2 separate regions of the Homo sapiens genome follow, and region 1 is linked to region 2. Evidence: chromatin contacts called from ENCODE Hi-C or POLR2A ChIA-PET data. All regions are on one chromosome and are shown on one strand. Each heading gives the region's core, a stretch centred on a gene start or an enhancer-like site at or near the end of the contact. The rest is flanking DNA. Distances are from core to core; before and after follow the strand shown.

Region 1 (5,227 bases), core at 2,265-4,764, 1.9 Mb after region 2:
AGGTATACTTTACACGGTAAAATTCACTCTTTTAGGTGTATGGTTCATTGAGTTTTGACACACATATACAGTTTTGTAATGCCACATCAATCAAGTTATAGAATAGTTCCATTACCCACAAACGTTCCCTTGTGTCCTTTGTAGTGTATACTACCTTCCTACCCCAATTTTTAGATAAACAAAAATAGACTTTATTCCAAAATTACCAAAGGAATGTCGGAGGACATAATTCAGAAATCAAGAAATATCTAGGATGTTCATTATTATTTCTATTTTTAATTTCTTTCATAACTTTAAACACATTTAGTTTATAAACTCAAATAGTTGTATCATGCCTAATCTTTAGGTTGTGAAGTTTTCCCTTTTTTTGGTATGCTGTCTCCTCCTCATGGTGATGCATTTCCCTGTGTAATTTGCAATTTTCTATTGTGAGTTCATCTTTTCCCTGTTGTTTCTATTGTGTTGCCAGTGTCTGAGTCACCAGTGATCTGAAAGCACCCCTTGAAAGTGGTATTATTTACTTCTGTCAGTACTGTAGATGTTTCATCAGTTCCATAGATGTTTCATCAGTTCCAGACCAGTTTTCTTATGCTAGTTTCTTGGCTTAAAATTTCTGCCCCATGAAGGAAGTGTAACTTTGATTCTACATCCACATGTAGGGCAAACATGGGTTGCTAAATTGCTTTAAGACAACTTTCTATTTTCCCATCCTGAAGGCAAGTTTCCTTGACACTTTGCCTCCATGGGGACAGAATCTTTCTAGTTTCTTTAGTTTCATGAATTGGCTGCTTGGACCTAGTTTCTGGCTCTCTGCAAGAGTCCTGGTTCTAACATCACTCTCTCCACCCTGAGCCTGATTCAGCCAAGATACTAACATTCAAGCTGTCATCCTCTAGATCCTACATTTGGGTCCAATATCACTCTGCACTGTCAGAGCATCAGATAAAGCTAATACTTTTAAGCCATGTCTAGAACCTTTGTCTTAATAGTTGATAATGGGAAGTTGTCCCATATTGGCTCATTCTAACATGTATTTAGATGTGTCCTTGATAGTTTTTCTTCAGGGAATCTTATTTTCTAAGTAGTTTTTGCCAATTTTTTAAACATTTTACTCCTTCTTTCATATATATTTGATTGCCAATATAAAATAATCTGCTGTTTTTACCTGTTTTTAACTTGTCTCTGTGGATTGACATACAATTCTGGCTGGTTAGTTATCAGTTACAGACAGTTTTAATTTCTTCACATTTTCATGTAGATTAAAAGGGGTTAGGCCTAATATTGGGCTCCTTCATTTTCTCTTGCATTTTATAAATTGCAGAATATCTATTTGCCAGAGATTCTCTTTTGATCTTTGCTTTTATTTGTTGCTTTCCCTCCTGCCTGCCTATGCAGGCAGTGAAATGTATTAATTTTAGATTAATATTACTGCAGTGAAATGTATTCCTCAAAGATTACTGCTGAAGTTAATTTGTGTACAGTCATTACTTAATCTTCAGCATGGTCTATGTGCTCTCTGATTTAGTGCAGTCCACATTCTATTGTTGCATCTTACATGATGCCTGCAAATACTTTTATGCTTTCATTATATTAGAGATTGCAGACTTTTAAAAAATTTACCTCTAGTGTTCCCATAAGATGGTCACACTGTAGAACGGAATTCACTTTTTTGTTTAATTTTAGCTGTCAGTGGAGAACCAGGCAATTGACACACTACTGAAAAGAAAAGAGAATTAGAACAACTTGCCTGGAGTTAAAGTCCCTTAGTTAATGGATAAGTCACCAACACACAGTTCTTTAATAGGCAGAAATTTCAAGTCACACTGCAGACCATTTATATTTCTATCCTGTGTTGTATCCATATTTCATGTAAAATATGAAGCTAAGTTGGCAGAGATTCGTGTATCCACACTGAAGGTCCATGTTTGGCAAAAGACTATACCGATGGCATGCATGCTTTAATTGATGCCATGAAATAGCCCTTTACAATTGGTACTGTTATTCTAGGGCTGCTTTTTCTCTTTATACAAGGTGGGACCATGCTTTCCAAATAAAACTCAGCATTCACTGACTTATAGAATTGTAGTTTTGAGAACCACGCTCAAACATTGTCAAAAAATTCTAGGGCATGTACCTTTTAAAATGATCTGTTGTGTTCTTTTCACTTTCCATTCTCTTTTGGTGCATGCTGCTGCTACTGTTTGCTGTTAAATGGTTGCTGGTTTCACTTCAGATGGGTGCAGGTTTGAGTTAACGAAGGTAAAAGCTAGGTCATTTGAGAACAATATGACTTTTCTGAAAGCTAAATCATAGAGAAACTGCCAGATATAAAAACAGATAAACTATACATTTAAAAACTCATTTTAATAAAAACATATTATGATAAAAAGATAATTCCAGTCTGTTTGATTCTAGAGTCTATTCTCTTAATTATATTGTTAAGCAACAAAATGGGGAAGGAAGCAAACTTAAGTTGAACTTTCTGAGCCTGAGTTTCATTTTCTATGAAATAAGGATAGTAATATCTCATTGAATTGCTGTGGGGACTAAATTAGATAATGTATGTAAAATGCAAAAGACAATCTATAAATGTTTACTTCTCTCCTGCCGTCCATCTAGCTCAAACTTGCACTAGAGGTGATTAGGTATTTAGAGTTCAAATAACTGAGTTGTGATGTCAGCAAAATCAAAATTAAGCAGACTGAATTTCCAGATGTGTCCAAATGTCAATGAAACCAATATTTAAGCAGAGATCTACTGGACTGCGCTGTAACTCCATAAGCCTTGAATAATTGAGGATTGACTGTAAACTGAGGATCTGTGTTCTGCATTATGACCTTGCATTAACAGAGACTAAACAATTGAAGGTTTGGAGGTAAGTGAAATAGCCTGGTGCCTGTAATATTTCAGGAGGAAATGCAACAATATAACAAGCAACACAAGTACTGATATTAATTGAGAAAGGTCTCATTTATCTCTCTGGAAAATTTCTCCCTTCAAATGCCACTTATCACGAGAGTGTGGATTCTCTGATGTATTTTAGTGATCACTCAGTTATCTTCAGTACTTGCTCTCCACCCTGGTCTTATAATACAGACTTTTCTGCGTTTTCAGTTGTTCCAGGCTCTAGTCACATCTCAGTTATGTGCAATAATAGTCATTGTGGAGTTGCTGCAAATCAAAATTTCCCAGGTAATACCAAGTCTCATTTAACTTCCAGAGCCATCCATCACCAAACATTTTATTGGAGAACCAAAAAGGGTGGAGTAGGGGAGCTGAGTGAATTTCTGAGTCTGCTGGAGTTGATAACTGTAAGTGTCATGGCCCCAGTATTACTAGCCATAGATAGAGATAATTTAAAAAATCATCCCTGTAACCCTAGGTACTGATTATCTATTGCTACATAGCAAGCCGCCTTGAAACACATGGCTTAAAATAACAATTTATTTTTATATCTCACAGTTCTGTGGCTTAACTGGTCTCAGCTTGGCATCTCTCTTGTAGTTGAAGTCAAATAGAGGCTAGGGCTACATTCGTCTAAAGGTTCAGTTGAGTTGGAATGTGGCATGGCTGGCAGTTGATGATGACTGTTTCCTAGGAGTTCTGCTGGAGCTACATGCCTGAACACCAACCAATAACCTTTTCATGTGGCTGAGACCTTTCATATGGCCACAGTCCTCAGAGACAGCATCCCAAGAGTGATCCTTTTAAGAGGCTCAGGTAGAAATTGCAAGGTGTTTTTACAGTCTTTTCAGAGGTTGGAGTGTCACTTCTGTCATATTCTGCTGGTTCAACAAGCCAGTAAAGCCAAGCCCAGAGTAAGGTAATAAGACTCCACTTCTTGATGAGGAAATGTCAAAGTCATATTGCGGAACAGCGTATTAGATAGGAGATACTATGGTGATCATCTTTGGAAGGTGCAATCTGCCACATCCAGTTCTTCTGTTCCAGATGCCAACAGAGCTCACCTGTATCCAGAACACTCCTGGGCTCTGGCTGGTTTAAATACTTTCTGCATTTACTGGTCAACTCAGAATAATTTATAATTAGTAAGATGTATAGAAGAAATCAGAAAGTATCAATTTTCATAACATATCATGATTCTTTCACAAATCAGACATTCTTGCATTCTTATTCTTGTTGCCAGTGTTTTGCTCCATATGACATTCACAATTCTGTATTCATGTGTACTTTGGCCACTGAAATCCTGTTGTCCTCTTTACCTCTGCGTTGACCTTTTTGTGTTTCAGATGCTTGACTTGCTCTTGATCCCTGGTACCCAAGACTTTCATCACCTCTGCTTTCAAAGTTTGGCCTCCAGGCCTTTGAACTACCTCTAATAACTGTTTTTTTTTTTTTTTTTTTTTTTGAGAGGAGTCTCGCTCTGTCTCCCAGGCTGGAGTGCAGTGGTGCAATCTTGGCTCACTGCAAACTCTGCTCCCGGGTTCACGTCATTCTCCCACCTCAGCCTCCTGAGTAGCTGGGACTACGGGTGCCCGCCACCACGCCTGGCTAATTTTTTGTATTTTTAGTAGAGACGGAGTTTCACCATTCACAGGATGGTCTCGATCTCCTGACCTCATGATGTGCCCGCCTCGGCCTCCCAAAGTGCTGGGATTACAGGCATGAGCCACCGCGCCCGGCAATAACTGTTAGCTTAGCTTCCGTAGCTGCTGCCTTTACCACTTGACGTACAGATAATTGATGCGAATGCAGAGGAAACCTGAATGTTTGGCTTTCCTATCTTGACCCCACTTCTACCCAGTCCTTTTTAGGTTTTAATTTTATTAACTTGCTCCCATTGGTGTCTCCTTCCCATCAGGATGGAGGTATATTTATGCCTAAAATCTGAATTTTTCCCCTTCACGGTGAAAAACAAAGATTCCCTGCCACATGCCTTTCGTATAAGAGCCCTAAGACTTAGTGTTTTCAGTCTTCAACATCTCCTATATTATTAGGCTATTATTCTCTCTGAAGGCTATTTCTGTACTTTAATTCAGGAGGTATATTTGCTCTAGTCTCAGTCATTTAGTATGTTTTTGCAGGGATTCAGCAAAAGCCTCTTCTATTCATTTAACATATTGAAGGAAATACTTTTAAAAAGGAAGATAGGGGAAAACCCAAGAGTTTGAATAAGTGTTTTAATGGACTGAAAATAACTGATACAAATGGAACATAATTGGATTAAATGATAAGAATCCCTAACCTGTATCGATCACTCATGGGT
Region 2 (5,482 bases), core at 1,453-3,952:
CCCTACCTATATACAGGGAATCTTTCTCTCTTTTTAAAAAACTTGGCACAATCTTTTCTCCTGAGTATCAAAAATTAACGTGATGAAGACACATGTTCTTGCTGTTCTCTGACTTGAGGCCACAAGCAAGAATCTAGTTTGGCGAGATATGATGGGTAAACAAGATAATGAATATACATGATGGGAGAGGAAATATTTTCAAGTGTGGCTCTGAATGAATTGCGAGTTTGCCAGTTTTTTTTTTTTTAGATGGAGTTTTGCTCTTATTTCCCAGGCTGAAGTGCAGTGGTGTGATCTTGGTTCACTGCAACCTCTGCCTCCTGGGTTCAAGTGATTCTCCTGTCTCAGCCTCCCGAGTAGCTGGGATTACAGGCACACGCCACCACTCCAGGCTAATTTTTGTATTTTTAGTAGATTCGGGGTTTCATCACATTGGCCAGGCTGGTCTTGAACTCCTAACCTCAGGTGATCTGCCCGCCTCGGCTTCGCAAAGTGCTGGGATTACAGGCGTGAGCCACGCGCCCTGCCAAGTTTGCTAACTTTTAATGGCCGGGTAACTTTGTAAGACAAGTCAGTATTTTTTATAGATGTAGCATTTTTTTCATTGTTTAAAAAAGATTCTCCTTCTCTATATATCTTTTTTTTTTTTTTTTTTTTTTTTTACAAAAATGTGAAGTAATAGGCCAGGTGCGGTGGCTCACGCCTGTAATCCCAGCACTTTGGGAGGCCGAGGCGGGCGGATCACGAGGTCAGGAGATCGAGACCATCCTGGCTAACATAGTGAAACCCTGTCTCTACTAAAAATACAAAAAAAAAAAAATTAGCCGGACGTAGTGGTGGGCGCCTGTAGTCCCAGCTACTCGGGAGGCTGAGGCAGGAGAATGGCGTGAACCCGGGAGGCGGAGCTTGCAGTGAGCTGAGATTGCACCACTGCACTCCAAGCCTGGGCGACAGAGCCAGATTCCGTCTCAAAAAAAAAAAAAGTGAAGTAATATTGGGGAAGGCATTATTCTTACTTTATAGCTAGAAAATAAAAGCACAAACTGAATGAGCTGATTGCATATTCTTGATAAATACACATCTGTGCAGTACTCTTAAAATGTCTAGTTCAGCTCTTGTAGTATCTAAGTCAAGTGTATAGTATCACAATAATAAAATATAAAAATGTTGTGTCCCATGACTACTTAGTATAGATTCGGGAAATGTGTTTAGTTGTCATATAAAAGGAAAATGCAGTTTAAAATAATTTCAGTAATTGCATTCTTGAGTTTTCTGTCCTCCCTGGTACCATGAAACTGGAGATCTTTGGAGACCTATCACAGAACATGTACTGGAATTGTTTGTGTGTGGAGTAAAGGCAGCTGTTTGTAGCCATCTAGTTGGGAACTGTCTTTCCTTGGATAGTTAGCTACTCTGTTGGTGTGTGGTGTAACACTTACCTGTTGCTGGCACGTAGTCAGTGATTTCTGTCATGTATAAGTAGGCCTTGCCATTGTCAGCAGGTAATGATCCTGGAAAGACCAACTTCTGTTAATGTAATCCACAATCTAGTGAGGGGATTATAGCTATCAAACATATTTCTCAGTCCACTTTTTAAGAAGTAGTCATTTAGGCTGGGTGCAGTGGCTCAGGCCTGTAATTCTAGCTCTTTGGGAGGCTGAAGCTGTAGGATTGCTTGAGGTGGAGTGTGAGACCCACCTGGGCAACATAGGGAGACCCTACCTCTACAAAAAATAAAAAAGCTGGATGTGGTAGCACATGTCTGTAGTCCCAGCTCTTGGGAGGCTGAGGCAGAAGGATTGCTTGAGCCCGGGAGTTCGAAGTTGCGGTGAGCTATTATTACGTCATTGTACTCCAGCCTGGGTGACAGAGCAAGACCCTGTCTCTTTAAAAAAAAAAAAAAAAAAAAAAAGCCTGGACATGGTGGCTCGTGCCTGTAATCCTAGCACTTTGGGAGGCCAAGGTGGGCGGATCAGTTGAGGTCAGGAGTTCAAAACCAGCCTGGCCAACATGGTGAAACCCTGTCTCTACTAAAAATACAAAAAATTAGCCAGGTATGGTGGCACGTGCCTGTAATCCCAGCTACTGGGGAGGCTGAGGCAGGAGAATCCCTTGAATCTGGGAGGTGGAGGTTGCAGTGAGCTGAGATCGCACCACTGCACTCCAGCCCGGGCTACAGAGCAAGAGTCTGTCTCAAGAAAGCAAGCAAACAAACAAACAAAAAATCAGGTCCGGAGTGGTGGTGGCTTACACCCTGTAAGTCTAACACTTCGGGAGGCCAAGGCTGGCAGATCACTTGAGCCCTGGAGTTCAAGACCAGCCTAGGCAACATGGCAAAACCTCATTTCTACAAAAAATACAAAAATTAGCTGGGTGTGGTGGCGCATGCCTGTAGTCCCAGCTGTTTGTGAGGCTGTGGTTGGAAAATTGAGCCAGGGAGGTCAGGGCTGCAGTGAGCTGTGATCATGCCACTGCACTCTAGCCTGGGCAACAGAACGAGATCCTATCTCAAAAAAAAAAAAAAAAAAGAATCAGTCATTCATACTTCAAGAGTTTTGGAATTTGTAGTGAATAAAAGTATGAGATGGAAAATGTGACTGCAGGCAGGGTCTGGTAACAGGGTAGTGTGGTTGTTGCAAGGGGTGTTTTGGGTAAGGACAAAGAATCTCTGAAGGGAAGAAGAATTTTGTTTGGTTAGTAGGTGTTAGGTGCTTACTCATACCAATAAGAATCGAAATTAAATTCTGTGTGTCAACATTGTATTTCCCTCTGTCCTAAGACATAGTGTTTCCCAGATAGTGAGTCATATACTGGGACTGTAGTTCGTCATATACACTAGATAGGTATGGGAGCAGTGTTTATAAGAAGTTCATTTGGGTGTTTTTAAATGGGTAAGTAAATCTTCCTTTGTTCTTAGGGTTTCTTTCGGAGAAGTATTCAACAAAACATCCAGTACAAGAAGTGCCTGAAGAATGAAAACTGTTCTATAATGAGAATGAATAGGAACAGATGTCAGCAATGTCGCTTCAAAAAGTGTCTGTCTGTTGGAATGTCAAGAGATGGTATGTTCCCAGTTTAAAGAGTGTTCCTAAAGTGTATGGAGCTTGGCTTTTATTCCTCATCATGAACCAGAGCTATAAACCGGTTACCAAGGACCCTCTTGTATTTAAGGTGAAGCAGAAAACATATTTTCATGCTTTACAGGACACCAAATTGATTAAAGTCGTATTTTAGCATTATCATCCCAGAAACAGTTTTTGGCTAAACTTCTGTTGTTGTTGCTTCTTCTAAAAAGAGCCATTTTTTTTCTGTGCAATTTGATTACTTTTTATTTTTTCCTAAAACCAATGGAGTTTAAAAACATTTTTTATATGGCCGGGCATGGTGGCTCACGCCCGTAATCCCAACACTTTGGGAGGCTGAGGTGTGTGGGTCACTTTAGGTCAGGAGTTCCAGACCAGCCATGGTGAAACCCCATATCTACTAAAAATGCAAAAAAAAATTAGCTGAGCGTGGTGGCATGCACCTGTAATCCCAGTTACTCGGGAGGCTAAGGCAGGAGAATAGCGTGAACCCAGGAGGTGGAGGTTGCACTGAGTTGAGATCGTGCCACTGCACTCTAACCTGGGTGACACGGTGACACTCTGTCTCAATGTAGCCTCTATCTCCCAGGTTCAAGTGATTCTCCTGCCTCAGCTTCCTGAGTAGCTGGGATTACAGGTGCCCGCCACCACACCTGGCTAATTTTTGTATTTTTAGTAGAGATGGGGGTTTCACCATGTTGACCAGGCTGGTCTCGAACTCCTGACCTCAAGTGATCCACCTGCCTCGGCCTCCCAAAGCGCTGGGATTACAGGTGTGAGCCATCAGGCGTGGCCAGGAGTTTTTTGAGTAACAGATTTCAGCAATTGATGTTTTGTTTTTTCAATTCCCTGAAATTTTTTTTATAGTGCTAAAAGTACTAATGCTATAAAAATAGTTGATGGATATTGTGATTGCCCTGAAAGAATAAAACTGACAATCATTTGTGAAGGGAGGAGTAGAGATAAAGTATCAAACATGATTAAGTTGTTTGTTTTTGGTAGCAATAATGTTAGAGGCTACAATTAGATTAACGAGGCTTTCTGGGCAAGTATACTGAATTTTTATTATCTCTGTGTAAATACTAGACTGTGAAAGAAGCTTTTCTTTCTCTCATGGATAGGATTATTGGAGACAAGACACCTTCTAAGACTAGCTTCTAAAAGAATAGAGGATGACTTATCTCATTTTTACTTATTTCACTGGTTTTAATTAAAATCTACCAAGTTTATTTTTCAGTAAGTGCATTTCTACTGATTGTGGAATTTTTTTTAAGGATTTTTTTTTTAAAGAGGCTGGAAAAGAAGACAGCAGATAATTTCATAGTTAGATCTTGAGAGCAAAGTTACAAAAATGAATTGACAAGGGCCAGGTGTTCAGGGAATGATTTCACCTACCAGATTCCATTAATGGTAATGGATGTGTGTAGCTGAATCACACATGCCTTGCTGGGAACAGTCCTCAGCTTTGTTAGTAAGGAGCTGTGTAGTAATACTGGTCTGCTTCAAACTGGTTTTCATTAGCTAATTTCATATTTCTTTTTTCTTTTTCTTTCTTTTTTTTTTTTTTTTTTTTTTTTAAGATGGAGTATTGCTCTGTCACCTAGGCTGGAGTGCATTGGCACCATCTCGACGCACTGCAACCTCTGCCTCCTGGGTTCAAGCGATTCTCCTGCCTCAGTCTCCAGAATAGCTGGGACTACAGGCGCCCGCCATCACACCTGGCTAGTTTTTGTTTTTTTAGTAGAGACGGGGTTTCACCATATTGGCTAGTCTGGTTTCGAATTCCTGACCTCAGGTGGTCCACCTGCCTCAGCCTCCCAAAGTGCTGTGATTAGAAGCATGAGCTACTGCACCCATCCGAATTTCCTATTTCTTTTCTTAGACTTTGCTTATAAAATACCTAGGAGGTAGATGTCCTTAACTTTGTTGTGGGGGGAAAATAGAAAATTTTCTCTCCCTCTCCTACTTCCTTTGGTGCATCAAGACCAGCAAGTTTAGAAAAATGTGGACCAGAGACATGTAGACTCATTCTTTATATGTATGACTAGAGGCCATAACTGTTGGATAATTTTGTGTTATTCTTTTATACAAAACAGGTCTTATTTAGAATATAGACGTTAAATATCTTTTTCTTCAATAGCTGTTCGGTTTGGTCGTATTCCTAAGCGTGAAAAACAGAGGATGCTAATTGAAATGCAAAGTGCAATGAAGACCATGATGAACAGCCAGTTCAGTGGTCACTTGCAAAATGACACATTAGTAGAACATCATGAACAGACAGCCTTGCCAGCCCAGGAACAGCTGCGACCCAAGCCCCAACTGGAGCAAGAAAACATCAAAAGCTCTTCTCCTCCATCTTCTGATTTTGCAAAGGAAGAAGTGATTGGCATGGTGACCAG

Evidence for each region. A loop is a pair of places that touch in the nucleus more often than their neighbours do. ChIA-PET counts read pairs that join two places held with the same protein, here RNA polymerase II (POLR2A).
Region 1: a map with no recorded cell type shows a loop between it and region 2 (6-fold over the local background). The contact joins the promoter of LINC00692 here to the enhancer-like site in region 2. A Hi-C loop is called at or near these places in 1 of 37 single-sample maps with no recorded cell type. POLR2A ChIA-PET finds 5 or more read pairs at or near these places in 1 of 52 experiments (activated CD4-positive, alpha-beta T cell).

What each region holds. Positions count from the first base shown.
Region 1 is chr3:25,870,181-25,875,407 of GRCh38, forward strand. LINC00692 (long intergenic non-protein coding RNA 692) reads right to left here and starts at 3,515. Exons shown (of 8, transcript NR_034055.1): 1 at 3,461-3,515; 2 at 2,135-2,302; 3 at 1,621-1,716. LOC124909357 (a long non-coding RNA gene) reads left to right here and starts at 3,598. Exons shown (of 2, transcript XR_007095849.1): 1 at 3,598-3,823.
Region 2 is chr3:23,956,754-23,962,235 of GRCh38, forward strand. NR1D2 (nuclear receptor subfamily 1 group D member 2) reads left to right here. Exons shown (of 8, transcript NM_005126.5): 4 at 2,918-3,062; 5 at 5,224-5,482. Among named protein-coding and RNA genes, the nearest start is that of NR1D2, 14 kb to the left of the region's middle. Within about 2 kb of position 2,703, at least 6 of the 41 ENCODE cell types and tissues checked have a DNase peak (open chromatin) inside an H3K27ac peak, as active enhancers do.